Linked DNA regions of Homo sapiens: all the other regions are linked to region 1. A link is a loop called in an ENCODE intact Hi-C map of the cell type or tissue named here. Cell type or tissue: endothelial cell of umbilical vein. All regions are shown on one strand. Links, peaks and the distances in the headings refer to the core of each region. The heading gives the core; the rest is flanking DNA.

Region 1 (7,658 bases), core at 1,015-6,014:
CCTGGAAGGCGGAGCTTGTAGTGAGCAGAGATCGCGCCACTGCACTTCAGCCTGGGTGACAGAGGGAGATTCCATCTCAAAAAAAAAAAAAAAAAAAAAAACAGATTAAAGGTCAAACTTGGGTAGTCACACTAACCTGAGCGTCTCCCCCACATAGGGAGTCTGTAAGTCCTTAATTTCATAAGAGACTTGAAGTAGAAGCTGTTTTCTCCTGATGTCCCCAACATATCCCTCCCTCCCTATCTTGATGAGGTGCTGGACCCCCAGGACTACTGCAGTGCTGTGGTGGGGGCCTTTCTGGTCCTCAGCCCAGCTTCTTCACGGCCGACTCTGTTGGGATGCATCATGCTGGAGATAACTATGTAGCCATTCCTTCCTAAATAGTCTTAGTCCTGTGGGATTGGAGAGGCCCTCTTTTCCCTTGGGGTCTCTAGGAATTAGGATTTCAGAACTTTTCCCTGTTTGCTATATCAGGTCAGCCATTGAGGATATTTCGGGTAATTCCCCTTGTTCAAGGCAGAATATTGTCATCTATAATGTTAATGGTTCTGAGAATTTGTATTCATACTTTCTGTATGCTTACATAAGTTTGTTTAAACATTTGAGCCTGATTGGTGTTGACAAATATTTGGTATTGACATATTTTTAAGTAAATATCTGCAGCTCTGTCATTTCTAGCCTTGTGATTTTGTGTAAGTTACTTAATCTCCCTAAGCTGTTAAAAAACCGAAGTGAAATTATTTATATGAAGAATTTATCAAAAATCTCGACGATTGTAATAGTAGGCATTCAAAACTGTTAGTCATCAGTGTGTTAAGCCTCTGGCCTGCCTGTCTTTACATACTGAGTAGAGTGAGTTGGAAGAATTGTTTTATTTGGGCTGAGGAATAACTGATGATTGGCAATATGATTATTATATCTTTTCTTCCCAACTTTGTATTTTGAAAATGTTCAAATCTACAGAAAAGTTGAAGGAATGGTACGATGAATCCTATATGTCTTTCACCTAAATTCACCAGCTGCTAACATTTGGCCACATTTGCTTGTCTGTCTTTGTATTACAATTTGTGTGTGTGTGACTGAACCCATTTGAAAGCAAGATACAAACATGGGCAGGTGCGATGGCTCACGCCTATAATCCCAGCACTTTGGGAGGCCAAGGTGCGCAGATTGTTTGAGGTCAGGAGTTCGAGACCAGCCTGGCCAACATGGTGAAAGCCTGTCTCTACTAAAAATACAAAAAATTAGCCGAGCATTGTGGTATGCGCCTGTAATCCCAGCTTCTTGGGAGGCTGAGGCATGAGAATAGCTTGAGCCTGGGAGGCGGAGGTTGCAGTGAGCTGAGATCACGCCACTGCACTCCAGCCTAGACGACAGAACGAGACTCCGTCTCAAAAAGTTACAAACATCATAACGCTTTTCAAAGAAATACTTTAGCACTCGTCTTCTAAGGACATTCTCCTACATAACTACAGCCGTTATCATTCTTAAGATAACTAACAGTCATTCCATAATATTGTTCCAAAATAGTACACATTCTGCTTTCCCCAGTTGTTACCAAAATGTTTTTATAGCTTTCTTTTTTTTTTAAACCTATCTAGGCTCTAATTAAGATTTACACCTTCTATTTAGTTATCTTTTATCAGTCTTATTTTTGTTGTTGTTTGTTTGTTTTTGAGGTGGAGTCTTGCTCTGTGGCCAGGGCTGGAGTGCAGTGGTGCGATCTCTCAGCTCACTTCAACCTCCGTCTCCCGGGTTCACGTGATTCTCCTGCCTCACCCTCCTGAGTAGTTGGGATTATAGGTGCCTGCCACTGCACCTGGCCTCCTTTCTTTATTTTTTATTTTATTTATTTATTTTTATTTTTGAGACAGAGTCTCACTCTGTCACCCAGGCTGGAGTGCAGTGGCATGATCTTGGCTCACTGCAACCGCTGCCTCCCGGGTTCAAGTGATTCTCCTGCCTCACCCTCCCGAGTAGTTGGGATTACAGGTGCCTGCCACTGCACCTGGCCTCTTTTGTTTATTTATTTATTTTTATTTTTGAGACAGCATCTCACTCTGTCACCCAGGCTGGAGTGCAGTCTCATGATCTCGGCTCACTGCAACTTCCGCCTCCCGGGTTCAAGTGATTCTCCTGCCTCAACCTCCCCAGTAGCTGGGACTACAGGTGCCTACTACCACGCCCGGCTAATTTTTGTATTTTTAGTAGAGATAGGGTTTCATCAAATTGGCCAGGCTGGTCTCAAACTCCTGACCTTGTGATCTGCCCGCCTTGGCCTCCCAAAGTGTTGGGATTACAGGCGTGAGCCACCGTGCCCGGCTGTTTTTAATTTTAAAATGTGTTTTGGTGGCTGGGTGCGATGGATCAGGCTGGTAATTTCAGCACTTTGAGAGGCCGAGGCAGGCGGATCACTTGAGGCCAGGAGTTCAAGACCAGCCTGGCCAACATGGTGAAACCCTATCTCTACTAAAAATACAAAAAAATTAACTGGGCATGGTGCTGCATACCTGAAATCTCAAGCTGAGGCACGAGAATTGCTTGAACCCAGGAGGCAGAGGTTGCAGTGAGCCAAGGTTCTGCCAGTGCACTCCAGCCTGGGTGAACACAGTATGACTCTGTCTCAAAAAAAAAAAAAAAAAATTGTTTTCGTGACACCTTTTTGAAGAGTCCAGGCTTATTGTCTAATATCATTATTTGCATCCTATAGACTAGATTGCATGTGTAAGCAGAATTGATAAGTGCTTCAGTTTCTTTAATTTTTTAATTGTAAATATGTTAAAAATCATTTTGATTCAAGGTAAAAGTGACATTCATTTTTCTTGTTCTTTGGTAAGTGTGGATTAAGTTGGTAACCAGAAGGAGTTACGGAGTGGTTCAGATGTCAGTGGAATGTGTGTGTGGGTAAATTTGGAACAAGCATCCACAGTGGTTTCTCAGACTCACACCCATCCGGAGGTAGTTATCTGGCTTAACATAGTGAGGATTTTATTTTAATATTTGGCCATGGTTTTATAAAGAAATGAACTTAACAATTGGAAAATTTAGTAAGACAAACTATATTTACATAATTTTCAAGAGATACTTTTGCTGTCAGATCCTTGGATGAAGACTAAACCTTAAATCTCTCAGGAATGCATCTTTTTCTTCTTCCCTCCCTCAACACTTTCCTATTGATTTAAAAAAAGAGCTTTAACTGCAGCTGAGACTAATACAGGATCCAGCTGTAGCTTTTTTGTTGTTGTTCATGTATCCGGTGATGGGCACAGCAAACTCATTGTATGAAAAGCCAATAAAGGAAAGGGCAGGGTGGGAAAAAAAATGACACTCCTCTAAAAGTATTCAAGAAATAGCAACAGGGTCTCGGAGTCTCCCTTTCAGATGACTGATTTAAATTCCATTCTAAAGTATTAATTTTGTTCGTGACTAGTCTAGAAGGCATTTTAATTTTCCCTTTTAATTATGTACACGCCACGTAACCAGAGAGTATATGTGAGGCTGACACATTATTTTCCTTGGAGGCAGAAAATAGTAAAGCATGAGAACCCAGAGAACTAAACGCTCCTCTTGTAAAATAGGGCAAAGATTCTTCAAAATACTGTTCATGTTCATGCTGGTATAGAGATAGCAAGGATCTGTGAAAGAAAGCCAGTTTCTCTTAAATTTGTTCAGTAGTACTCAAATTTATGCATTTACCATACAGCAAATAAATTCAGAATCAGTAGTTCAATCAAACTACATTCCACATTTGCCTATCTGTTTCAGTGTAATTTCTATAAAAGATTTGCATCTTCTGCTCTGTCTTAACAGGACCAGGTCCATATCACCATCCTGTAGCTGAAAATGAATTATGTTTTAAAGTGGTTTTTATGATCAATGTAATGATCATAAGACTAGTGATTTTCACATACTTATCTCAAGCATTTTGTTTTTCTTTTTTCACATTAAGGGGGTCAGATTTCTCATATTTCTTGTAATTGTAGCCAGACGTCCTGTTTGGGGACTATTAAATACCAATGGTGCCTGTGAAGAACTCATGCGATTCTGTGGTAACCATCTGAGTTATTCTTTGTAGATTTGATTTTATGGACAGGCCTCTTTGAAGTCCTGTACTCTATTTTTAGAAGCTCTTTTTTACGTTTCCGTGGTTCAGGGCATCAGTCATAAACATATTTATTATTCAGCACAAAAATGTTGTTCAGTGTCTTAAGGCTGTTTAAACTTTACGGAAATAATAAACCAGTGGCACTTCAGTGGATGTAATATATGAGCACTACTGAACAAATTTAAGGGCGGAGAATTTTGCGGTCCTTCACAGATTGCTGCTCTGTCTGCGCCGCCATGAACGGTATTTTGAAGAATCCTTTCCTATTTTACACTGAGAGGGTTCCGTCTCCATGCTTCTCACACGTTTTGATTTTCTGCCTCCCACTGAAAGAAACGCTTTTGTAGCCCTTCAAGAAACTTCCTACATGTCTCCCCTCCTTCTCTCCTGCCTCATTATTACTCCTTTAAAGAAAAAAAAAAAAAAGAATAGTCTGATAGCTTTCTTTTCAGATTTATTTTATTTTATTTATTTTTTTTGAGACGGTGTTTCGCTCTTGTTGCCCAGGCTGGAGTGCAATGGCGTGATCTCGGCTCACTGCAACCTCCGCCACCTGGATTCACGCGATTCTCCTGCTTCAACTTCTGAAGTAGCTGAGACTACAGGCGCCCGCCACCACGTCCAGCTAATTTTTCTATTTTTAGTGGAGATGGGGTTTTACCATGTTGGCCAGGCTGGTCTTGAACTCCTGACCTCAGTCCACCCGCCTTGGCCTCCCAAAGTGCTGGGATTACAGGCGTGAGCCACTGAGCCCGGCTCTTCTCAGATTTATGTATGATTGGTTTGCTGCTCTGTGTTGTAGCAGAGACCCTGTGCTCTGAAGTAATTTCTGATCCAGTGAAATATTACAGGAGCGAGGGACTGTGCACCTTCAGTGTATTTGGTAATAAAGCACCTATTCTCTTTTTAGAAATCACTATAATCCACATGCCATTATAGTCATCCTTTTAAATTACACAATTGAATGGCTTTTAGTATATTCATAAAGTTGTGCGACCATCAGCACTATCTAATTTTAGAACATTTTTATCACTTCAAAAAGAACCTGGGCCCCATTAGCTGTCATCCCCTCCTCTGCAACCCCTGGCAGTCATTCATTGACTTTTTGTTTCCATGGACATGTCACGTAAATGGAATCATAGAATATGTGGTCTTCTGTGTTTGGCATTTTTCACTCAGCAGGTTCATCCATGTTGTGGCATGAGTCATTTTCCCAGGTTCATCCGTGTTGCAGCTCGATTCAGTGTCAGTGTCTGTGCTTCTCCTGTGGGTGGAACTGAGACTTGGATTGGTTTTAGTGTTGGGAGTGGTCAGAGAGGTTTTGCTCACCTCTGTCACATGGTTGAATCTGTGGCTGTGTGCTATCTTGAAGGTTTTTAGGTTTGCTTGTGTTTTCTTCCTATTGAAAAGGTTGAAGTTTATTTTAACCCGTATTATTTGAAGGACCACATCAAATCCTTGCTATTGAAATCCTTTAGTTGATAATCTTATGAACAGTTGCATCTGGAGTAGAATCATGTTGTCTGTAGAAAGTTTTTACTCTCTCTGAAGACCAATAGTGGGTTCAAGAAACAGAATTCCCCAAGGGAGCCATACTGAAATCTGTTAACAGAAGCGTGAAGAGTCTACTTCTCGGGGATTCCAGTGTGATCCCAGTGGTGGACATAGGACAACAAATTTCCATCCCCTGTTCACCCCAAAATCTCGACAAATGACAGGGAAGAGACTGGGATGGGGGGCAAGTGGGGAGAAGTTGGTCAAAGCGTACAGTCTTGCATTTGTAAGATGAATAAATTCTGGAGACCTCATGTACAGCCCTGTGACTACAGTTAGAGATAACGTATTGTATGCTTGAAATTTGCAGAGTGATTTTAAGTATTCTCACTACACAAGCACAAGGTAACTATGTGAGGCGAGAGGTATGTTAATCTTCCTGACTGTGGTCATCATTTCACAGTGTCTCCTTAATCAAGACATCGAGATGTACACCTTGAATATATCCAATTTTTAGTTGTCAATTGTATCTCAACGTAGGTGGGGAAAAAAGAGCCTGGGAAGGGACCTTTTGCAAAGGATAGAGTGTAACACACTTTTGGAAGGAAACTACAAATGGGAAACCTATAAGCAGATAAAACAGAAGGAGGGTTTAGAGTAAGCAGGAGCAGCTTCTGGGCAGCCCCTCACGGGGCTGTGCTCAGACTAGTTAGTGTTTGGATTTTGGGTTCTGTTGGTGATCGTGGAAATTGTGCTGCAAATAAGGAGAATTCAAAGGCCCTCCGAAGCCACTGTGCTGGGAGGGTTTTCTACACTCTTCTCTGTCCTTTCCTGTTCCTCTTGTTTTGAGGAGTCTACAGCATTTTACCCATAAGCAAATTTTCTTTACAGAGATTGGATTCCTTGCCTGGGGAGAATTGGAACTCAATGGGTGTGTACCAACACCCCAAGTAAAGCTTTTTAACATTTTTGTTTGTTTGTTTTGTTTATGCGGCTTCTCCAGTAAAGGGCCCTATCTTTTTCATCCCCAAGAGAAGCCCTCCAGTGGACAAGCTGTGCTCACAAACACAGAACATAGTGAACCTTCCCATTTGAAAGGGAAATCGAGTGAGAAAAGTTACCTACACGCAACACCAAAGGAAGACATAGCTAGCTTCATCGCATTTTTAAATGTGTACAAACAGCAAGGACCTCCAGATGGATGAAAAAACCCAACAGCGTGAAAGAGAAAATTTAAAATAAAATTTCTATAGAAACAGAGAAAGCTGACATCAAAAGAATTCAGAAGATAGAACACTGAAAAATGGTCATTGGCAACTTCCAGGAAGATGTGACTTGGGCACTAGGCTTTGTCTCACTTCTTACCTCCCCTCCCTTGAATCACCAGATCCCCATGGAAGTGATTGAGAAAAAGAGAGATGAAAAGCTGAATCAGAATAGATAGTGGGATCAGGGTGAAGAAATACCAGGGCCTGACTCATCACTCTGTTTCCTTAGAACTCAGTGCAGGGTTGTGAGGAACATATGGAGATGTGGTGTTGGCTGTGCTAATTTGGGAGAGCAGAGAGCGAGGGAGGCCTGATGACCCTGAGTGGCCACGGGCAGCCGGGGTGGGCTTGTGCAGCAGCGATATTGATGAGCAGCTGAACTGGGAGGCCAGAGGACACACGCGGCTTCAACACGCTCAAAACTGCTAGAGCTTCTCCTGGGCGCCACAGTCCTCCTTCCTGGTGCATTGGGTGGCATCCCACCCATCTGGAGTGGAAGCCAGGTCTAGACAGGGAGAGTTAGATGCAGAAACTAGAAAACAAAAGCAACACGATAGGCTCAGAGAAGGAGGCTCCCAGAGCTGACGTTCCCTTGAAGATGGACCACATCTCTGAATAGGCAGTGCAGTTTATATATGCATCCTCCAGCCTATAAACTTAGAGTTAGAAAACAGCAACAATAAAAACCCACCAACGTTTAGCAGCATTCTGAGGAGGAGGTCCAGCTATTCTTTTTTTTTTTTTTGGCTGGGGGGGGGTTGGGGGAGGATGGGTCTAAATACTATTGTTCA
Region 2 (7,658 bases), core at 1,259-6,258, 93 kb after region 1:
GCATTGTGTGCTTGGGCCGACCCGGGCCGGTGGCAGACGCTGTTCTCTGTCGGGAGATTTGCGTCCCCAGGACCCTGTTACACAGTGGGCTGTTGGGTTGGTGGCTGGCTTTTCCTCTATGGACTTCCTCTTCCTGCCCCACCTGCATAGGCACACACACCTTGAATCTGCACCCTCTGGAGGGCATCTGTACTCCTGTGCAAAATGCCCAGTCCAGAGACAAAACCTCAGACTTTGTGCACCTAGGTTTCCTTCTCAGCAGCGGAGACTGTTCTTTGAGTTGCCTTGAAGTGGAGGCCGAGCGGCTGCGGGCCCTTCGCCTCCCTGCGGCTGACCTTGATGTAGCTTTAAGTCACACTAGACTGCAGAGGGGTCCGAGGCCAGAAACCCCTGTCCTGCATCAGACTTTCATTCCCACGTTCTTAGGCTTTGTTACTGATACCTCAAATCGGAAGTTTTAGTTCTGAGAAAGGCAAGTCAGCGTTCTTGAAATGCCTGACTGGTAGATATGCAACTCTGGCCTCCAGTCTTCCATGAAAATAAATGCTGCCTGGACCCCCACCCAGACCACACACTGACGGCCGGCTCCGGCGGTGCCCACCCCTCAGGCTGGCCCGGCACCCAAGACTGGCCACAGCCAGCTCTGTCAGCATGTTGTGCTCGGACAAGCTGTTTCCTTCTTCTGACCAACCCAGGTGTGACCTGGGGATGCAGAGCTTTCTGTTTTGGGTGTTGGGAGAAGCAGCAGGAAGGAGTCGCCAGATGATCAAGCTCCCCCTTTGCTGTCATCTGTGAATGAGCTTCGCCAGGTGGTGGGCACCTGGGAGCCATGCAGAGGCTGTGGTGCTGAGTTAGACTCCAGGTACTTTGTGGTCAAAGGAAATCGCCTAGCTCCAGGCTGTGTTAGGACAGTATTAGCATGAAGGCTGTGCGACCATCATGCCTGCTGATCCTTGAGGCAGGCCTGGTCCAGAAAACTCTGGGTCAGTGACTGCGCAGGGCCAGCCGCTACCAGGACGGCCCTGAAACAGGACACATCTGTTTTTTGTCCCTCACCCTGGGCAGGCCGCGTCACAATCACAGTCCTCCTCCTCCCCACCCTGACGTCTGAGCGCAGGGCTTGAATTGTTAGTCCCAACTCTGGCCAAAGATACTTTTTTCCAGAGACAGAGGCCAGGAGGCAGTGAGGGGAGCCCCGCGGGGAGGCGGCGGCGACTGCCACAGCCCTTCCAGCCTGTCTTGCTGGCCGCCCTGGTTCATATTTGAGTTTAATTGTACTGACCCTGGACCCAGATAAGCAGCAACTTTGTGTCTTTGGGGTCACAGAACATTTTGGGGCAGTTTAATGTGGTACCAAACTGAAAATAGGAGCTATTTATAGATGGAGCAGCACTTAGTGCTTCATAGAAAGCAATGCCTATTTTTAAAGTTACAAACGCAGATATCTACATAGATATGCTTTGCTGAGAAGTTAGGTCTGTGGTAGACCAGAAACCACAAATTGACTTTTTTTCTTAGAAAATATTTCTATTTGCGGTAAATATAGTAATATGTAAATAATGTACATCTGTTGATTTCTGGAGTGTCTGTTATTCAATGATGTATATACTCCCACAGCTCGCATGAAGGAACAGCCTCTATTGATACTTGGTTGTAAAGTGAAGTAAGATTGGAGGGTGGATGGCTGTCAGAGCTCTTGCAGATACTGTGTTCACTAAATAAAAATCACATGTATTGTTAAAACAAGCCTAAGACTTGGTTCTTTAAAACAGATATTGTTGGGTCCAGCAAACACCCCTCCAATTTTCCTTTGCCCGTCCGAGGTGGGATGGCCTGGCCGAAGGTGCCGACTTCGGCAGGAGCACTTACTTGAAGGTTTTAAGAAAGTGAATTCAGATGATGACAGGAAGGAGTCTGGAAGCAAATGGGGAAAACAACAGTAAAAAGACGCCAAGTGTGTGATTTGCTGCCATTTATATACTATAGAAATTTTACATGCTGTATATTTACAGTGGGGCAAGTGCTTTTTTAATCTTTAGAAAAACAAAGATCAAACTTTAAACATCTCTGAACAACACAAACTGTATAAACCATACAGATTATTCAGATACAAACTGTATTAAATACAGTTTTCCCCACTCCATCTCCTGATGCAGGACCAGTGAATTATAAGTGTATCACAGTTTGATAGCATATCCATATTAAAAATAAAATCACAGTATGATTGTGTCTGTAACTAGAAACTCGAAGGGACCAAGCAGACAACGGAGACTCCAGTATCAGTGAAGACAAGAGACGCTGTATCAAAAAGTGTTGTGTAATAGAAACATACTGTCGGCTTTACAAATCATGTCTGGGTTATACATTCATAATGTAAATACTCATCATAACTGGGAAATTGATTGATTGGAACAGTTCCACAAAGTTCAAAAACAGAACTTGTCTATAAAATACATCTTCAAATCTTGAATACAACTAAAATAAGCAAATTAGTTTCTAGTATCAGACATTACAGAAAACAGACTGCTCTCCAAAGTCTAGGTGAGAGCTTGTGAGTTTTTAAATAAGTCTTTAAATTAAATATACACACTGTCAGTTTGTACTTTTGACAATTCCATGGTCTCCCGGTTGGTCTTGCACCAGATGTCTAACTTGGAGGAACATTACATGAAATACAAGTAATCGACCTGAGTCTGTAATTAAGCAGCATTTGAGATGTTCTATTCCAGGGCATTATTTCAATGGGATTTATATACACGGTATTTTACAATGGTCAGCAGTGGTAGAAAGTGTTCGTCCATTCGGAATAAGGGTAATTAAGAAAAGGTAAAAACTAAAAAAAAAGTTCTCCATGGTAAAATCTGTACAGTATTTACTAAAGAAGCACCACGCAGATTGGAACAGAGTTATTGTCTATCTTTATAATTTAAGCTGGGCTGGGGATGGCTTCTGTTGAACGCGTTGAATCTGAAAGACAAGAGGCGCAGGGTTAGTGAGTTGGAGGCAGGCGGCGGCGTGTAGGGCTTATTCCCGGACGCCCTGCCAGCTGCTCCCGAAGGCTGGGGAAGCTCTTCCTTGAGGAGATCACTCTGCCTTCTCTGCCTTCCTGAGTGGAAATGAGGGAACTGGCGGTGCGGGCAGCTCAGCCAGGGAGGCGCCATCTGCTGGGCCCGGCCACCACCCGCCCCAGATGCCTCCTCCACCTCCATCCTCACAGCCCCTCACTCAGGAAGTTTAGCTCCTTAATTAGGGTTGGGCCTCTCCCTTGAGGACACATTGATAAAGCCTGTTAATTAACGGCCAATTAATCCACAGACTCTTCACTTGGCAATTCATTTTAAATTCCTCTTGCTGACTACATGTGACAGACACATTTGGACAAAGTTTCCTTTCAAGGGAAAAATGGTTCACTGTCCCCTCTAGCTCCACAAGGGTCAGGTATAAAACCAGTGACTCTCCCAGGACCGCTGTGTGAAGTGATCCAACAAAGCCCCACAGCTCCGAGGTCCTGATCTGCCGCCCGGCCCTGGGCCACCTTCCTATGGTTTTGTACGGTGGCTGCTGGGGGGGTGCTGGCTCCAGCTCAGTGCCACCTCGGGGCGCAGACAGCAGCACAGGGGACGGGACGGACGAGGGAGCAAGGCTCCGCTCTCCTGAGTGAGGTGCCTGTGCTGGGGACCGGGCCTCTCCCTTCCCAGATGTTTATCAAAGGCCCGTGGGCTCTGCCGCTGTGAGCCGGGTTGGCTTTTCCCAAGTGAGGCACAAGGGAACAGGGCGACTCTGCCTGCGTGAAGGATGCGGGTCTTCCCCAGCCAGTAATGCAAACGTGATGAGGTGGAGGGTCTAGGTCTGTCCCCAAGCGCGTGGCCTGGGTCTGGGCTGGCTGGGAACCTGCCGGGGCCTCTCCATGGCTCTGCCAACTCCTATGAGCCCAGCCCCCAGGCAGAGCCGCAGAATTAAAACTCCTCTGCCTGCGTCCCCTCAGCGCCACCACAAACAATGAGGAAACAGACAGGAAAACAGCTTACCATAACTAGTGAATTTTTTGTTTTGAGGCTGAGTTTTCAATCACCTAGAAAGCAAAGGTCAGGAAAGAGATTTTAATGATGGTTGCAAAATCGCCAGGGCCTCTGCTGTGTGTGTGCGTTAAGTGGCTATGGTCAGAGTCACTGCGGTTCCCTGTGAGCGCCTGAGGCCACTCCCCAGTGAGGTGAGCAGGGATGTCCCAGCGCTCAGCGGCTGCTCCCAGGGTTTTACTGATGTCAAAGGGTTTACGTGATGACTGAGGGCTCCATCCAACCCACACGCAGCCTGATGTTAGAACAGATATCAGGCCCAAGAACTGAACTGGGCGGAACAGAGCCAGAGGAGGAGTTTGAAAGAGAAAGACAAGGGGCCGAAGTCCAGGGTAGAGGGGGACCCGCAGGACCACAGGACGCTGGGTGAGGCGGGGCCGGGCAGCGGCCTTCTCAGAAGGACAAGAAAGGCTCCTCAGTCTGCTCGCAGCAGAAGCGCCAGCTGCAAACCCTGTCATCGGTGCAGTGGGACGGGGACGGAAACACAGGGCCACCACACAGACAACGCCTGACCACAGCACCCGAGACACGAGGCAAACAAGATCACGTTCAACCTCCCTCCCGCTGGACCAGCTGCCTCGGGGGCCATCACTGTCTCCCAGTAGCCCCAGCTGGAAGCCCATGATCCTGGGAGCCTGCACCACACTCAGAATGAGCCCATCCACTGCATCCTCGGATCCTCGGGTACCAAGCAGCCCTCACGAATCTCCTTCCCCGATTCGCTGAAATGGGAACGCAAAACCAATTCTGAAATGTCCAGAACGTCTACAAGGCCCGCAGGCAACCCGTCCTCACCGGCAGTGCTGGTGCCTGTCCTCATCTCCGGCTGTTTCCCCAGCACTCCATGGGCAAATGTCCCCCATGGGGCTCACCCCGCAACCCCCAGCTCTCTCTCACACACTCTAAGGACCGTTTACCCCTCAATCAACAATGCATGCTGGCTCTGGGCTGCTGGGAGGGACAGGCCTTCCCCAGAACACACAGCTCCACCTAACCCACAACTCAGCCGAGAAGCAAAAGGCCTCAGGGCAGCCCTGAAGATTCGTCAAAAGCCCCTGGGAGGAGGGGATGCGCTTCACACGTGAACACAAACAATGGGCGTCCAGGCAGGGGTGACAAACCCTTTCTGTCAAGGGGCAATAATAAACATTTTCCGCTTTGCGAGCCACACGGTCCCTGCCCTGCCGCAGCCACTCACCTCTGCCAGGCAGTGACAGCGAAGCCGCCAGACAGCGTGGGAACGCACCTGGCTGCGCCCCAATCAAGCCACAGACACTGAGGTCTGAATTTCACATCATTTTCATGTGAAACGCATTGTTCTTTGGGATTATTTCCAACCACTTAAAAAGGTTAAAACCATTCTTAACTCCAAGTTCATACAAAGTCTGGTGACTGGCCGAAGTTGGCCCCAGGGCTGCAGTTTGCCAGCCTCCGCTCTAGGTCCACTGACTCGAGTGACATCCGCTTCTAACAGGCTCACAGCTCCTCTCGAGGGTGAGCGGTCACCGGACACCAACGGGAGAGGAAGTGGGGGGCTGCCTCAAGTGCAGTAAGAGCACAGCGTGTGGCCACAGGACGGAGACACAGCCCCACAGGGCAGAAGAGAATCCAGGACACCTGGCAGGGGCAGCCAGCGCTCTGCCACATGGAGGCCTCTGCAGTGTCACTCAAGCAGAGGCTGGTGCCCACGCTTCTAAGGAACCAAGCGAGCAAATCAGTACCGAGCATCAGGGTGCACTCAGAATGCTACAGGTTTAAGGATTCGGGAGAGTAACGTATACGCTGCAAAAGTATTTCTATCAAAAATGCTTTAAAACCAAGAGTTCTCGAGACCATCCTGGCTAACACGGTGAAACACCGTCTCTACTAAAAACACAAAATTTAGCCGGGCGTGGTGGCGGGCGCCTGTAGTCCCGGCTACTCAGGAGGCTGAGGCAGGAGAACAGCATGAACCTGGGAGGCAGAGGTTGCAGTGAGCTGAGATCGCCGCCACTGCACTCCAGCCTGGGCAATAGAGCAAGACTCCGTCTCAAAAAATAAAATAAATAAAATAAAATAAAATAAAACCAAACCAAACCAAGAGTTCTGGTCCTTTGCAAGGCAAAGTCAGATGCCTAGAGCTGTACGTTCCAGGGCTTTGGTGACACAGGTAGTGCTGCCCTCAGTCCTGTGTCACTTAGGCCTTCAATAAACGCTAAGGGCTTAACTGTGCAACGGAACCACACTGCAGGGATGAGCACTGAGGCCAGACCAGGCAGGGCAGGGGTGCTCTGAGTAACTGTGCCCTTTGATGCCACCTGAGGTTTTCTTTCTACATGTTAATCACCTTTGCAAAGAAAATGTATTAAGAAATAGTTTCTATCTTCCTAATTCCAAGTATCTCCTCTTACCCTGGCCATACTCAAAGAGACGACACCTGTCATCCCTGCTTTCCATCCGTAAGTGTTTCGTTTTCTCACGGAAAGGTCCGACGCCTTCCAGAGGCGGGCCACCAGAGAGAGGAAAGCCACCCTGGGCTCTCCGGAACTGGGCGACAGTCTCCAAGCTGGTGACCCTGGGTAAGTGCAGTTCTGAATCTTTAACAAAGTCCTCTGATTTTCTTGAATGTCTCTTCTTTTTCTTCTTCTTTTTTTTGTGTCTGTGGAGGTCAGCGTCAGAGCACGCTGCTGAGAGGTCTGAGTCCTGCTGATGCCTGCAGAAGGAAAAGCCAGAATTCAAAACCCTAAAACACAAAACCACCAGCAGCAGACCCTGGAGCTTGGCCTTTCCACCCATTCACCGAGAACATTCACTGTGCAGACACGCACAATTCTTATCTAATTAGCCACGTAGGCCAGGTATGGTGGCGCACACCTGTAGTCCCAGCTACTCGGGAGGCTGAAGCAGGAGGATCACTTGAGCCCAGGAGATTGAGGCTGCAGTGAGCTACGACTGCAACACCGCACTCCAGCCTGGGCAACAGAGCAAGACCCTGTCTCAAAAATTTAACAAGTTTGCCTTCACTGTAATGACTGTTTCAGTCCAGGGCCATAAATTCACCAACTTTAGCTCCATCCTGAACAGTCCCATCTCTGCTTCAGCTTTCTCAGGAACTAAGGCTGTTGGACAAACACTGCAGGGAGGATTCTGCTAACTTTTCCCGAAACCAGTAGTTACTTGAAGGGAAAGGAAATACTAAGCCTCCTTCCCTCCCATGTGCCTGAGACACCTGGCAGCAATATTATTTTTCCCTCCAATAACCACTGCCTATTTTCCATATGGCTTTTGGTAATCTTTCCCAGGGTTTCAGTTTCAAGAGATGTCAACTAAAATTACTAATTCTGCTCCTGCTCATCCATCTCATCATGGATACGTCATTTTCAAGACAATCACCAACCAATTTAGCTTTTTAAAAATACAAAAACAGGCCAGGTGAGGTGGCTCATGCCTGTGATCCCAGTGCTTTGGGATCGCTTGAGTCTAGGGGTTTGAGAACAGCGTGCGCGGCATAGTGAGATCCTGTCTTTACAAAAATAAAAAATTAGCTGAGGATGGTAGCACACGCCTGCAGTCCCGGCTACTCCAGAGGCTGAGGGCTGAAGC
Region 3 (7,658 bases), core at 1,527-6,526, 50 kb before region 1:
CCTCATTCCCCATTCCCCCTCCCCCAGAGCCTGGCATCTACCATTCTACTTTCCCTGTCTATGAATTTGACTACTCTAGTGACCTCATATAAGTGGAATCATATAAAGCATGTATGAGGTGACTCACATAAGTGGCATCTAGTATTTGTCCTTTGTCTTCCAGGCTTGTCCGTGTTGCAGCAGGTGTCAGAATTTCTACCCTGTTAAGGTTGAATAATATTCCATTGTATGGATGGACCACATTTTGTTAATCCATTCATCCGTTATGGACACTTGGGCTGGTTCCACCTTTTGGCTCTTGTGAATATGCCTGTGTATTAGTTCATTCTTATACTGCTAATAAAGACATACCTGAGACTGGGTAATTTATAAAGAATTAATAAAGGTTTAATGGACTCACAGTTTCACATGGCTGGGGAGCTCTCACAATCATGGTGGAAGGCGAAGCAGGAGCAAAGGCACATCTTACATGGCAGCAGGCCAAGAGGGTATGTGCAGGGGAACTCCCCTTTATAAAACCATCAGGTCTCATTTGAGGTCAGGAGTTCAAGACCAGCCTCACCAACATGGCAAAACCCTGTCTCTACTAAAAATACAAAAATTAGCTGGGTGGCCAGGAGTGGTGCCTCACACCTGTAATCCCAGCACTTTGGGAGGCCGAGGTGGGCGGATCACAAGGTCAGGAGATTGAGACCATTCTGGCTGACATGGTGAAACCCCATCTCTACCTAAAAAAATACAAAAAATTAGCCGGGCGTGGTGGCAGGCACCTGTAGTCCCAGCTACTCGGGAGGCTGAGGCAGGAGAATGGCGTGAACCTGGGAGGCGGAGCTAGCAGTGAGCTGAGATTGTGCCACTGCACTCCAGCCTGGGCGACAGAGTGAGATGCCGTCTCCAAAAAACACACAAACAAAAAAAATTAGCTGGGCATAGCGGCACGTGCCTGTAATCCCAGCTACTCAGGAGGTTGAGGCAGGAGAATCGCTTGAACCCAGAAGATGGAGGTTACAGTGAGCAGAAATCATGCTACTGCACTCCAGCCTGGGTGACAGCAAGACTCTGTCTCAAAAAAAGCAAAAAGCAAAAAACAAAAAACACCAACATTTAGGGACATGGAAGTCATTGTAATGAAATACTTTAGCTCACTTTATCCCAGCACACCCCCAAGATCCTCCCTGGAAAAAAAGGGTAAAGAATGTGATAATACTCAAGAGTGTTTGATGTATTTGGAAACAGAAAAGTAGGATGTTTACTTGGGAAACGTAAATATTTGGAGTCTACCCATCTAGGAAAAATCATACATGAACCCTTTCAGGCACTGAGAATTCCAGATATAAAGATTAAAAATGATATATTTAATTGCAACATTTGCTACTTAAACATTTGGCAGCCAGGTTTGTTAGCTCACGCCTGTAATCCCAGAACTTTGGGAGGATGAGATAGGAGGATTGCTTGAGGCCAGAAGTTCAAGACCAGGCTGGACAGCATAGCGAGACCTCGTCTCTACTTAAAAAAAAAAAATAGGCCAGGCATAGTGGCTCACACCTGTAATCCCAGCACTTTGGGAGACCAAGGTGGGTGGTTCATCTGAGGTTTGGAGTTCGAGACTAGCCTGATCAAGATGGAGAAACCCCATCTCTACTAAAAATACAAAATTAGCTGGGTGTGGTGGTGCATGCCTATAATCTCGGCTACTTGAGAGGCTGAGGCAGAAGAATCTCTTGAACCCGGGAGGCAGAGGTTGTGGTGAACCGAGATCTCGCCATTGCACTCCAGCCTGGGCAACAAGAGTAAAACTCCATCTCAAAAAAAAAAAAAGGCCGGGCACAGTGGCTCACGCCTGTAATCCCAGCACTTTGGGAGGCTGAGGTGGGCAGATCACCTGACGTCAGGAGTTCGAGACCAGCCTGGCCAACATAGCAAAACCCTGGCTCTACTAAAAATACAAAAATTAGCTGGGCGTGGTGGAAGGCACCTGTAATCCCAGCTACTTGGAAGGCTGAGGCAGGAGAATCGCTTGAGCCCAGGAGCCGGAGGTTGCAGTGAGCAGAGATCGAGCCACTGCACTCCAGCCTGGGCAACAAAGCAAGACTCCGTTTCAAAAAAAAAAAAAAGAATAGCCAAGCAAGGTGGCATGTGCCTGTAGTCCCAGCTACTCAAGAGGCTGAGATGAGAGGATCATTTGAGTCCAGGAGGTCGAGGCTGCAGTGAGCCGTGATAGTGCCACTGCACTCCAGCCTGAGTGACAGAGTGAGACCCTGTCTCTAAAAAAATAAATAAATAAAAATGTGGCAGGGCACTGTGGCTCACGCCTGTGATCCCAGCACTTTGGGAGGCCAAGGTGGGTGGATCACCTAAAGTCAGGAGTTCAAGACCAGCCTGGGCAACATAGTGAAAGCCCATCTCTACTAAAAATACAAAAATTATCTGGGTGTGGTGGCGGGCGCCTGTAATCCTAGCTACTTGGGAGGCAGAGGCAGGAGAATCACTTTAGCCTGGGAGGTGGAGGTTGCAGTGAGTGGAGATCACACCATTGCACTCCAGCCTGGGCGACAGAGCGAGACTCCGTCTCAAAAAAAAGAAAAAAAAGTAAATAAAAAAATTTAAAAAAAATGTAATGCTTGCTTTTTGGCAAATACATTTTAAAGGTTGTTGCTCTTCAGAGGTTGTTTTTAACTGACCATTTGGAATATGAAACTCCAAGAGGAGCCCCTATAAATCTCATCTGTTTCAGAAATTCAAATGGGAGAACTTTGTTCTTTGTTATTTACATGATATGTGGCTAAGATCACTTTGGAAAATGTAGTAAAACTTCATAATAAACTGAACAAATAAAGAAAGCCTTTTCTAACTGGGAAACTGGAAATAACTTCTTTTTTTTTTTTTTTGATATGGAGTCTGGCTCTATTGCCCAGGCTGGAGTGCAGTGGCATGATCTTGGCTCACTGCAACCTCTACCTTCCAGGTTCAAGTGATTCTCCTGCCTCAGCCTCCCGAGTAACTGGGATTATAGGCGCCCACCACCATGCCTGGCTAATTTTTGTATTTTTGTATTTTTTGTGTTTTTTTTTTTTGAGATAGAGTCTCGCTCTGTCACCCAGGCTGGAGTGCAGTGGTGCGATCTCCGCTCACTGTAAGCTCCGCCTCCCTGGTTCAAGCCATTCTCCTGCCTCAGCCTCCCGAGTAGCTGGGACTACAGGCACCCGCCACCATGCCTGGCTATTTTTTTTGTATTTTTAGTAGCGATGGGGTTTCACCGTGTTAGCCAGTATGGTCTTGGTCTCCCAATCTCATGCCACCCTCCTCAGCCTCCCAAAGTGCTGGGATTACAGGCGTGAGCCACCATGCCGGCCTAATTTTAGTATTTTTAGTAGAGAGGGGTTTCTCCATGTTGGCCAGGGTGGTTTCGAACTCCTGACCTCAGGTGAACCGTCCGCCTTGGCCTCCCAAAGTGCTGGGATTACAGGCGTGAGTCACTGCGCCTGGCTGGAAATAACTTCTTAAATTGTCTTTTAACCATTAAGTTTTGCCTCGAATGTGGCTACTTGCCACTGTCACTTTTTTTTTTAATTTTTTTTTTAGAGCTAAGGTCTCTTGAATAAAGCTGAAAATTCTTATGTTGAAAGGTACTTCCTTCTGTTATTTTATCACCTTCCTGGTTTTGTCTAATCTCAGCGAGATTACAGTCATATTTCTTGTTCTTTTTAAGGTGCATTTAACAATTTCAAGCACAGAGTCTTTGTTCTGTGGTCTTGATGTTTTGTGTACTCCCGGACATATTTTGGGACTCTTTAAACAGAAGAATGTTTGCTTTAAATATTCTTAATGTCTTTAAACCTACTTTGTCATATTCAGCTTCTAAAATTTTCATGTGTGCTGATGAGATATTTTATTTAGAGTGTTTTGTTTTAATTAAGCCCATCTTAAGAGACATTCAATTTTTGCCAAGAATCTGCTTTCTCTCTTACAAACCAGTTATATTTGTAACATTCATAAACTAAGTTATTAGCAAAGGCGAAATTTTAGCTGCACCCCGGCTATGTCTTGCAGATTCATGGCGGAATTAAAGAGAGTAAGGGCAGGCTAAAACAAAACACGATGACAAATCAGGATGCTATAAACATGCATGACCTTTATTTTCAATATTTTCTTAAATGCGGTTTTTCCTTTTTTTTTTTTTTTTTGGAGACGGGGCTCACTCCGTTGCCCAGGTTGGAGTGCAGTGGTGCGATCTTAGCTCTCTGCAACCCCTGCCTCCTGGGCTCAAGCCATTCTTCTGCCTCAGCCTCCCGAGTAGCTGAGACTACAGGCATGTGCCACCGCACCCGGCTAATATTTGTATTTTTAGTAGAGACGGGGTTTTGCCATGTTGCCCAGACTGTAAATACTGTTTTTAAAAAATTGTTTCAGAGAACAATTTCTCATCTCTGAAAAGATCGCTAAGGGAGGTTGCTATATTTGAAAGCATTGTGTTTTATTTTTTCACTTGCATCCTTCAACTATGGAGAAAGGCTACAGTGGAAACTGCAATTCTTCCTTTGTTCAACCAGTCTGCATTTAAAAACTAAAGTTTATTTTTTTGACTATTAGAATGTATGTCCACATAGCAGAATATATAGAAAGTTCAGGAAAATAGAGGCAGGAAAATTAAAGTCATTTTACCAAAAGTAACCAATGTTATTATTTCGGTCTGTTTTGTTGGAAATATTGTACATGTAACCCTTTTCTTTTTATTATTGTCTTGTATTATTATCTTTTTTTTTTTCCTGAGACAGAGTCTCACTCTGTCACCCAGGCTGGAGTGTGGTGGCACGATCATGGCTCCCTGCGCCCTCAATCTCCTGGGCTCAAGCGATCCTCTTGCCTCAGCTTCGTATGTAGCTGGGACCACAGGTGTGCACCACCATGCCTGGCTAATTTTTAAAATTTTTTGTAGAGACAGGGTCTCACTTTGTTGCCCAGGCTGGTCTCGAACTCCTGGGCTCAAGCTATCCTCCTGCCTTGGCCTCCCAAAGTATTGGGCTTACACGCATGAGCCATAGCACCTGGCCCATATATACATTCTTTTATCCTGCTTTTTTTCTTTCTTTCTTTTTTTTTCCTCAGCCTCCCATATAGCTGGAATTACAGGAATGCACCACCATGCCCTGCTAATTTTGTACTTTTAGTAGAGACAGGGTTTTCTGCCTCAGCCTCCCAAATAGCTGGGATTACAGGCACGCACCACCACACCCTGCTAATTTTGTATTTTTAGTAGAGATGGGGTTTCACCATGTTGGTCAGGCTGGTCTCAAACTCCTGACCTCAGGTGATTCACCCGTCTCAGCCTTCCAAAGTGCTGGGACTGCAGGCGTGAACCACTGTGCCCGGCCTCTTTTTTTTCGAGACAGAGTCTTGCTCTGTCGCCCAGGCTGGAGTGCAGTGGCACGATCTCGGCTCACGGCAAGCTCTGCCTCCTGGGGTTCATGCCATTCTCCTGCCTCAGCCTCCTGAGTAGCTGGGACTACAGGCGCCCACCACCACGCCCAGCTAATTTTTTTAGTAGAGACGGGGTTTCAGTGTGTTAGCCAGGATGGTCTCCATCTCTTGACCTCATGATCCGCCAGCCTCAGCCTCCCAAAGTGCTGGGATTACAGGCGTGAGCCACCGCGCCTGGCTTTTTTTTTTTTTTTTCTTAAGAGAGGGTCCTTCTTTGTCGCCCAGGCTGGAGTGCAGTTATGTAATCATAGCTCACTGCAGCCTTGACCTCCCAGGCTCAAGTGATCCTCTCATCTCACCCTTCCCAGTAGCTGAGACCACTGCCATATGCCACCATGCCTGGGTAGTTCTTTTGTTTTGTTTTGTTTTGTTAGGTTTTTTTTTTTGAGATGGAGTCTCGCTCTGTCACCCAGGCTGGAGTGCAATGGCGTGATCTTGGCTCACTGCAACCTCCACTTCCCAGGTTCAAACAATTCTCCTGCCTCAACCTCCCGAAGAGCGGAGATTATAGGTGCCCACCACCACACCTGGCTAATTTTTTTGTATTTTTAGTAGAGACAGGTTTTCACCATGTTGGCCAGGCTGGTCTCGTACTCCTGATCTCAGGTGATCCACACGCCTCAGCCTCCCAAAGTGCTGGGATTATGGGTGTGAGCCACCATGCCCAGCCTATTTTATATGTTATTTTACATCTTTTGAGATAGTCTCACTGTGTTGCGCAGGCTGGAGTGCAGTGGCGCAATCTCGGCTCATTGCAACCTCTGCCTCTGGGGTTCAAGCAATTCTCCTGCCTCAGCCTCCAGAGTAGCTAGGATTATAGGTGTGTGCCACCATGCGTGGCTAATTTCCGTATTTTTAGTAGAGACAGAGTTTCACCATCTTGGTTAGGCTGGTCTCAAACCACTGACCTCAAGTGATCTGCCCACCTCAGCCTCCCAAAGTGCTTGGATTACAGGCATGAGCCACCGCACCTGGCCCTATTATAGATATTTTATATAAGTGGAATTGTATAATGTGTAGCTTTCTGCCTCTGGCTTCTTTCACTCAGCAGAATGTTTTCGAGCTTTATCTGCGTGGTAGCACGTGTCAGTACTTCTTTCCTTTCTATGGCTGAGAAATATTCTATGGTTTGTATACCTCAGTTTGTTTATCTGTTTGTCCATTTATGGACATTTGCGAAGTTTCCACCTTTTGACTATTGTGAATAATGCTGCTTTAAACTTGTGTGTATGTGTGTTCGTCTGAGCACCTGTTTCCTGCTCTTTTGGGTATGTACCTAGGAGTGGAATTGCTGGGTTGTACGGTAATTCTATGTTTAACTTTCTGAGGAACTGCCAGATCGTGTTTCATAGCAACTGCCCCATTTTACAATCCCTTCAGCAACATATGAGGCCTCCACATCCTCTCATGGGGATCATCTCTCTCTCTCTCTCTCTTTTTTTTTTTTGGAGACAGTGTCTCACTCTGTTACCCAGGCTGGCATGCACTGGCATGATCAGGGCTCACTGCAGCCTTGACCTCCTGGGATCAAGTCATCCTCCTGCCTCAGCCTCCCAAATAGCTGACACTACAGGTGCACACCATTTAATAATTAAAAAAAAAAAACACTAGTCTGATATGGCGGCACATGCCTGTAGGCCTACCTATTTGGGAGGCTGAGGTGAGAGGAACACTTGAGGACGGGATTTGGAAGCCTAAGTGAACTATGATCTTAATTTTTTAAAAATTAGCTTAGCCACATTCAGCTAATTTTAATTTTTTTTTGTAGAGACAGGGTGTCACGACGTTGCCCAGGCTGGTCTCGAACTCCTGGGGTCAAGTGATTCTCCCACCTTGACCTCCCAAGTGCTGGGATTACAGGAGTGACTCATCGGGCCCAGTTTTTAAAAATTTATTTTATTTTTTTGAGATGGAGTTTCGCTCTTGTTGCCCAGGCTGGAATGCAATGGTGCAATCTCGGCTCACCACAACCTCCACATCCCGGGTTCAAGCGATTCCTCTGCCTCAGCCTCCTGAGTAGCTGGGATTACAGGCATGTGCCACCATGCCTGACTAATTTTGTATTTTTAGTAGAGAAGGGTTTCTTCATCTTGGTCAGGCTGGTCTCGAATTCCTAACCTCAGGTGATCTGCCCACGTTGGCCTCCCAAAGTGCTGGGATTACAGGTGTGAGCCACCGTG
Region 4 (6,980 bases), core at 1,683-6,682, 70 kb before region 1:
TGATTCTTATTAAATGAGTTTAATGGCTGCTCCTACTTGGCTCTCCTTTGTTTCCAGCATGTTCTCTCTCTTTTCTCCAAACATTTTATGTTTATTGAAACTTGATGGCTGGGCTTGGTGGCTCATGCCTGTAATCCCAGGACTTTGGGAGGCCTAGGCAGGAGGATTGCTTGAGTCCAGGAGTTGGAGACCAGCCTGGACAACATAGCAAGAACCCCATTTCTACAAAAAATTAAAAAATTAGCTGGGCATGGTGGCGCATGCCAATCATCCCAGCTACACAGACAGCTGAGGCAGGAGGATCGCTTGAGCCCAGGAGCTTGAGGCTGCAGTGAACTATGATCACACCACTGCACTCCAGCCTGGGTGACAGAGACTCAGTCTCAGGAAAATAAAAAATAATAAAAAATTAAAAACCATCATTAATCAGATAAATTTAAAAAAACATCTGACGGCTGGGCGCAGTGGTGCATGCCTGTAACCCCAGCACTTTGGGAGGCCGAGGTGGGTGGATCACCTGAAGTCAGGAGTTTGAGACCAGTGAAACCCCGTCTCTACTAAAAATGCAAAATTAGCCAGGTGTGGTGGTGCACGCTTGTAATTCCAGCCACTCAGGAGGCTGAGGCAGGAGAATCGCTTGAACTCAGAAGGCGGAGGTTGCAGTGAGCCGAGATCGTGCCATTGCACTCTAGCCTGGGCAATAGAGCAAGACTCTGTCTCAAAAAAAAAAAAAAAAAAAATCTGACTACTTTCATTTGCCCTTTAAGCCCTACAAACCATTCATTGAGAGCTGTAGTCTGTATGAGAAACATTTGGAATAGATTTTCAAAGGTGCTTGCTTAGGAATGGTAAACTTCGTAGGATAATTTTTTTTCTGCAATCAGTAGTCTTGCTTTATCAAGGTATATCAAGACTTTTAACAAAGTGTTTTGGTTGAGTTGGGGGGGCATGTTCCAGGTGGCCTGTTGTGTCTGAGAAGTCCTTGAGTGTGATGCTTTCTTATTTTTATTGCATTTTGTTTTGTTTATTTTATTTTAGACAGGGTCTCGCTCTGTCACCCAGGCTGGAGTGCAGTGGCACAATCTCGGCTCACCGCAACCTCCGCCTCTCGGGTTCAAGGAATTCTCGTGCCTCAGCCTCTTGAGTAGCTGGGATTACAGGCGCCCCACCATGCCCAGTTAATTTTTGTATTTTTAGTAGAGACGGGGTTTCGCCATATTAACCAGGCTGGTCTTGAATTCCTGACATCAAGTGATCCATCTGCCTTGGCCACCCAAAGTGCTGGGATTAGAGGTGTGAGCCACCTCACTCGGATGTATATATATATACTATTTTTATATCGAGATGGGGGTCTTGATATGTTGCCCGGGTTCCTGCTGCCTCAGCCTCCTAAAGTGCTGGGATTACAGGCATGAGTGCCACTCTGCCTGGCTTGCTTTTAGTTGTTTTTAAGGCAGTGGATTCAACCTGTTTTGTTTTTCCTTGTTTGCCTCCTAAGAGTTCTGATTCTGGGTGGTGCATAACTGGCTCACACCTGGAATCCCAGCACTTTGGGAGGCAGAGGCAGGTGGATTACTTGAGCTCAGGAGTTCTAGGCCAGCCTGGGCAACATAGCAAGACCATCTCTACAAAAATACAAAAAATTAGCTGGATGTGGTGGCGCGCATCTGTAGTTCCAGCTACTCAGGAGACTGAGGAAGGATCACTTGGGCCTGGGAGATTGAGGCCGCGGTGAACTGTGATTGCCCCCACTACACTCCTGCCTGGGTGACAGGAAGAGATCCTATGTCAAAAACACCCCCAAAAACCCCACAAAGAGTTCTGATTATGCTCTAAGAAAAAAAAGATCAGTAATTGGAAGATTACTAAGTAGGCTCTGTTTTTGTTGTTGTTGTTGTTTTTCTGAGGCAGAGTCTCGCTCTGTCGCCCAGGCTGGAGTGCATGGCACAATCCCAGCTCACTGCAACCCCTGCATCCTGGGTTCAAGTGATTTTCCTGCCTCAGCCTCCTGAGTATCTGGGATTACAGGCGCCCGCCACCGTGCACAGCTAATTTTTGTATTTTTAGTAGAGACAGGTTTTCACCATGTTGGTCAGGCTGGTCTTGAATTCCTGACCTCGTGATCTGCTCGCCTCAGCCTCCCAAAGTGCTGGGATTTCAGGCACAAGTCACCGCACCCGGCCCTGTTTCTGTTTTTCAGAAAGGGTCTTGCTCCATTGCCCAGGTTGGAGTGCAGTGGTGCAATCATAGCTCACTGCAGCCTCCACCTCCTGGGTTCAAGTGATCCCCCTACCTCAGCCTCCTGAGTAGCTGGTACTACAGATATACACTGCCACACCCGGGTAATTTTTTAATTTTTTGTAGGAACGGGGTCTCACTGTGTTGCCCAGTCTGGTCTCCAACTCCTGAGCTCAAGCAATCTGCCTGCCTCAGCCTCCCAAAGTGCTGGGATTACAGGTGTCAGCCACCACACCCAGCCAGAAAGCAGTATTTCTTTTCACACTCCCATATTCCAAGACTTATGACTCATGCTTGTTCAGGAAAACCTATTATGTGAGGGTGAGCTGAGAAAAGAGGGGAGTTTGGTTGATTTTAAATGCAGGTGCTTTGTTCCGTGTCTTAATTCATCTGGAAATTGAGAATGCGGCCGTAGGAGAACAGTGCTTTTTAGCTTTGTGTTGTGATGCCTTTGGGAAAGTGGGAGGAGTAGGTTAAGTCACAGGCAGATTCATTGTTAAACAAATGTTCATGGTTTCCTACTGCACGGTGTAAAAGCAAGGTTTGGCAAATACGTGAATTTAAAAATGTTTAAGCATTTGGAATTTCCATTAAAATCAGCTTCTCCTGGCTGGGGAGGGTGGCCCATGCCTGTAGTCCCAGCATTTTGGGAGGCTGAGGCAGGAGGATCACTTGAGGCTAGGAGTTCCAGACCAGCCAGAGGAACATAGGGAGACCCCCATCTCTTAATTATAATTAACTAACTTATTCATTTATTTATTTATGAGACAGAGTTTCACTCTTGTCGCCCAAGCTGGAGTGCAGTGGCATAATCTCAGCTCACTGCAACCTCTGCCTCCTGGGTTCAAGAGATTCTCCTGCCTCAGCCTCCTGAGTAGCTGGGATGACAGGCATGTGCCACCACACCTGGCTAATTTTTTCATATTTTTAATAGAGATGGGGTTTCACCATGTTGGCCAGGTTGGTCTTGAACTCCTGACATCAAGTGATCCGCCCGCCTCGGCCTCCCAAAGTGCTGGGATTACAGGTGTGAGCCACTGTGCCCGGCCTAATAATGCTTATTTTTGAAGTGATACGGGCATATATATTTATATATATTGTGTTTAAGTTGGCAGATGAGGTCATGTGTCATTGGAGGATGCCAAGTAATCACTTAGTTTAAGTGACCTTTATTCTGGGCAAATTTTAAGCTAGAATGCGAAAGTCTCACCTCCCTCTGAAGGTGAAAGACTGAAGCAGGCTGCACTGGATGGAACGCTGATGCCGGATAGACTGTTTTGTGAATCTCATGGTAATTTATGTGGCTGCATAATAATTTGGGAGGAGTGGATGAGGTTGGGAAGAAAGCCCCGGGGCTGTGCCCGTGAGGTTCGCGTTGACCACAAGAGGGAGCCATGTGTTCACCTAGGGAGTGTGCTGTTTTGGGATGTTTTTATGGTTATTTTGTTTAGCCAAATTCTTAAGCAAAAATTAACATAAAAACGTCAGACTTAGTTTAGTATGGGTTGTTAACGCAAGTGTGTGTAATGTATCAAACCTTACAACAAGATCGTAACTATTTCCTTTTTTAAATTTAAAATTTTTTTGTAGAGATAAGTTCTCACTATGTTGTCCAGACTGGTCCCCAAATAACAGGCTCAAGCAATCCTTCCACCTTGGCATCCCAAAGTGCTGGGATTACAAGTGTGAACAACTGTACCCAACCCAGCTGCAGCTCTTTATTTATTTGTTCACTTAATTTATTTTGAGACGGAGCTTCACTCTTGTTGCCCAGGCTGAAGTGCAATGGCACGATCTCGGCTCACTGCAACCTCTGCCTCCCAGGTTCAAGCAAAATTCTCCTGCCTCAGCCTCCCGAGTAGCTGGGATTACAGGTGCCCACCACCACGCCTGGCTAATTTTTAGTAGAGATGGGGTTTCACCATGTTGGCCAGGCTGGTCTCGAACTCTTGACCTCAAGTGATCCGCCTGACTCGGCCTCCCAAAGTGCTGGGATTTCAGGCATGAGCCACTGCACCCGGCCCAGCTGCAGCTCTTTAATTCAATACCCATAGGTGGTGCTTAAAGAAAGAAGATAAATGTGATAGAAAAGTAAAATGTATTTTTGTGTTTATTTTTTATTTTGGTGCATGGCTTTCAGTAAGAAACCACATTTTCACACTGCACCAACACGAACAGTAGTTTTAGGGCCAGGTGTGGTGGCTCACGCCTGTAATCCCAACACTTTGGGAGGACAAGGTGGGAGGACTACTTGAGGCCAGGCATTCCAGATCAGCCTGGGCAACACAGTGAGACCCCATGTCTACCAAAAAAATAAATAAAATGATATAAAATAAGATAAAAATTTAAAAGAGCAGTAGTTTTCTTCAGAGTGGGCTGGTCAGAATTTTCACTTCTGCCAAGGATGTTCACAGGCTCCCAATGTTGGGAGCTTTTCTGGGCCCTTTCAGGTGGATGGGGCAGGGGCAGGGAGGACCTGTGCTGATTTGCGGGCCCACAGTGCGTTCCTCCTCAGCCTGTTCCTTTGCATGAGAGCCTCTTAGATGCCCTTACAGGGAAATCTGTGACACAGAACAAGTCCATTATGGCTGAGCATGGTGGCTCATGCTGGTAATCCCAACACCTTGGGAGGCCAAGGTGAGAGGATTGCTTGAACCTGGGAGGCTGAGGCTGCAATGAGCCGTGATCATGCCACTGCCCTCCATCCTGCAAGGGAGAGCGAGACCCTATCTCAAGAAAAAAAAAAAGTCAATTTTTTACTATAGAAATCACAACTTTAAATTTCTTTTGTGGCTTGTAGTGAAACATGCTTAAAATGTTGGAATCTACTAAAAAAGATTGAGAACTGCTATTGTATTATTCTATAACATCAATAAATGATTGCTCTTTCTTTTCTTTTATTTATTTAATTTTTTTGAGATGGAGTCTCGCTCTGTTGCCCAGGCTGGGGTGCAGTGGCGAGATCCGGCTCACCACAACCTCCGCCTCCCAGGTTCACGCCTTTCTCCTGCCTAAGCCTCCCGAGTGGCTGGGATTACAGGCGCCCACCACCGCACCCAGCTAATTTTTTGTTATTTTTAGTAGAGACGGGGATTCACCATGTGCAGGATGGTCTCGATCTCTTGACCTCGTGATCTGCCTGCCTCGGCCTCACAAAGTGCTGGGATAACAGGCGTGAGCCACCGTGCCTGGCTAATTTTTGTATTTTTAGTAGAGATGGGGGTTTCACCATGTTGGAACAGACTGGTCTTGAACTGCTGACCTCAGGTGATCCTCCGGCCTCGGCCTCCCAAAGAGCTGGGATTACAGGCATGAGCCACTGCGTCTGGCCAGGTATAAGTATATTATAAAATCATATCTTTCTGTTATAAAAGCTCATATCTTTATGCACATAGTTCTCTCCCATATTCACTATTCTTCTAATATATGTTATTAAGAGATAAACTGACAATAGTGGCATAATTCCTAAGAATATTTCATCTGCAGTCAGGCAACTGATGATCTTAACAGCTAATAGCAGCTATTCATTGAGCTCCCACCTCTAGGTGTGAACAGGTGGTGAAGCTGCTGGGTGTAATATTATCTCATCTTCAGAACAGTCCTGAAAAGCAGTCGTTTTCATTTTCCTGCTGAAGACATGGAGGTGAGGTCACTGCTCAGAACTGGCAGAGCTGGGAGTTGCTTGTTTGTTTTTTGAGACAGGGTCTCACTCTGTCACCCAGGTTGGAGTGCAGTGGCACCAACATTGCTCATTGCAGCCTCAAACTCCTGGGCTCAAGTGATCCTCCTGCCTCAGCCTCCTGAGTGGCTGGAACTACAGGCTTTTGCCACCATGCCTGGCTAATTTTTAATGTTTTTGGCAGAGATGGGAGTGTCTCACCATGTTGCCCAGGCTGGTCTCAACCTCTTGGTTGGCCTCAAGTGATCCTCTCACCTCGGCTTCCCAAAGTGCTGAGATTACAGGCATGAACCATCACACTCAGCTTACTGTCTTTTATTTATTATTGTTATTATTTTTTGAGACAGAGTTTTTCCTCTTGTCACCCAGGCTGGAGTGCAGTGGTGCGATCTTGGCTTGCTGCAACCTCCGCCTCCTGGGTTTAAGTGATTCTCCTGCCTCAGCCTCCTGAGTAGCTGGGACTACAGACGTGCACCACCGCACTCGGCTAATTTTTGTATTTTTAGTAGACATGGGGTTTCACCATGTTGGGCAGGATGGTCTCGATCTCCTGATCTCATGATCCGCCTGCCTCAGCCTCCCAAAGTTCTGGGATTACAGGCATGGGCCACCGTGCCTGGCACCACTGTCTTTCATTATTATTATTATCATTATTATTTATTTATTTATTTATTTATTTACTTTTTTGAGATGGAGTCTTACTCTGTCACCCAGGCTGGTGTGCAGTGGTGCGATCTTGGCTCACTGCAACTTCCACCTCCTGGGTTCAGGCGATTCTCCTGCCTCAGCGTTCCAAGTAGCTGGGATTATAGGCACGCACCACCATGCCCGGCTAATTTTTGTATTTTTAGTAGAGACGTGGGTTTCCACCATGTTGGCCTGGCTGGTCTCGAACTCCTGACCTCAAATGAGCCACCTTCCTCAGCCTCCCAAAGTGCTGGGATCAGGCGTGAGCCATTGTGCCTGGCTGCTAATTTATTTATTTATTTATTTATTTTTTTTTTTTTTGAGATGTAGTCTCACTCTGTTGCCCAGGCTGGAGTGCAGTGGTGCGATCTCGGCT

The links. Peaks named below come from ENCODE experiments on the same cell type or tissue, not always from the same donor. Only the 100,000 strongest peaks of a DNase experiment are listed, where the experiment ranks them.
Region 2: it touches region 1 in a loop (4-fold over the local background); 15 of 110 quality-filtered maps call a loop at or near these places.
Region 3: a loop joins it to region 1, with 2.0 times the contacts of the local background. A loop is called at or near these places in 5 of 110 quality-filtered maps.
Region 4: it touches region 1 in a loop (2.3-fold over the local background); 10 of 110 quality-filtered maps call a loop at or near these places.

What each region holds. Positions count from the first base shown.
Region 1 is chr7:6,248,202-6,255,859 of GRCh38, reverse strand. The region is part of intron 1 of CYTH3 (cytohesin 3); the gene reads left to right. Among named protein-coding and RNA genes, the nearest start is that of CYTH3, 21 kb to the left of the region's middle. RefSeq lists an enhancer at 5,175-5,334. In endothelial cell of umbilical vein, for the core only: no CTCF peak of the experiment used is centred there; a DNase peak (open chromatin) is centred at 3,319; H3K27ac peaks cover 510 bases.
Region 2 is chr7:6,155,864-6,163,521 of GRCh38, reverse strand. It overlaps USP42 (ubiquitin specific peptidase 42), which reads right to left. Exons shown (of 18, transcript NM_032172.3): 16 at 6,467-6,768; 17 at 4,029-4,072; 18 at 1,958-2,967. The coding sequence ends at 4,065. CYTH3 (cytohesin 3) reads left to right here. Exons shown (of 13, transcript NM_004227.4): 13 at 1-1,743. Among named protein-coding and RNA genes, the nearest start is that of USP42, 55 kb to the right of the region's middle. In endothelial cell of umbilical vein, for the core only: a CTCF peak has its summit at 3,157 (motif pointing left); a DNase peak (open chromatin) is centred at 3,131.
Region 3 is chr7:6,299,109-6,306,766 of GRCh38, reverse strand. No RefSeq gene overlaps it. Among named protein-coding and RNA genes, the nearest start is that of CYTH3, 30 kb to the right of the region's middle. In endothelial cell of umbilical vein, for the core only: no CTCF peak of the experiment used is centred there; no DNase peak of the experiment used is centred there.
Region 4 is chr7:6,319,809-6,326,788 of GRCh38, reverse strand. No RefSeq gene overlaps it. Among named protein-coding and RNA genes, the nearest start is that of FAM220A, 26 kb to the left of the region's middle. RefSeq lists an enhancer at 3,038-3,538. In endothelial cell of umbilical vein, for the core only: a CTCF peak has its summit at 3,618 (motif pointing right); a DNase peak (open chromatin) is centred at 3,638.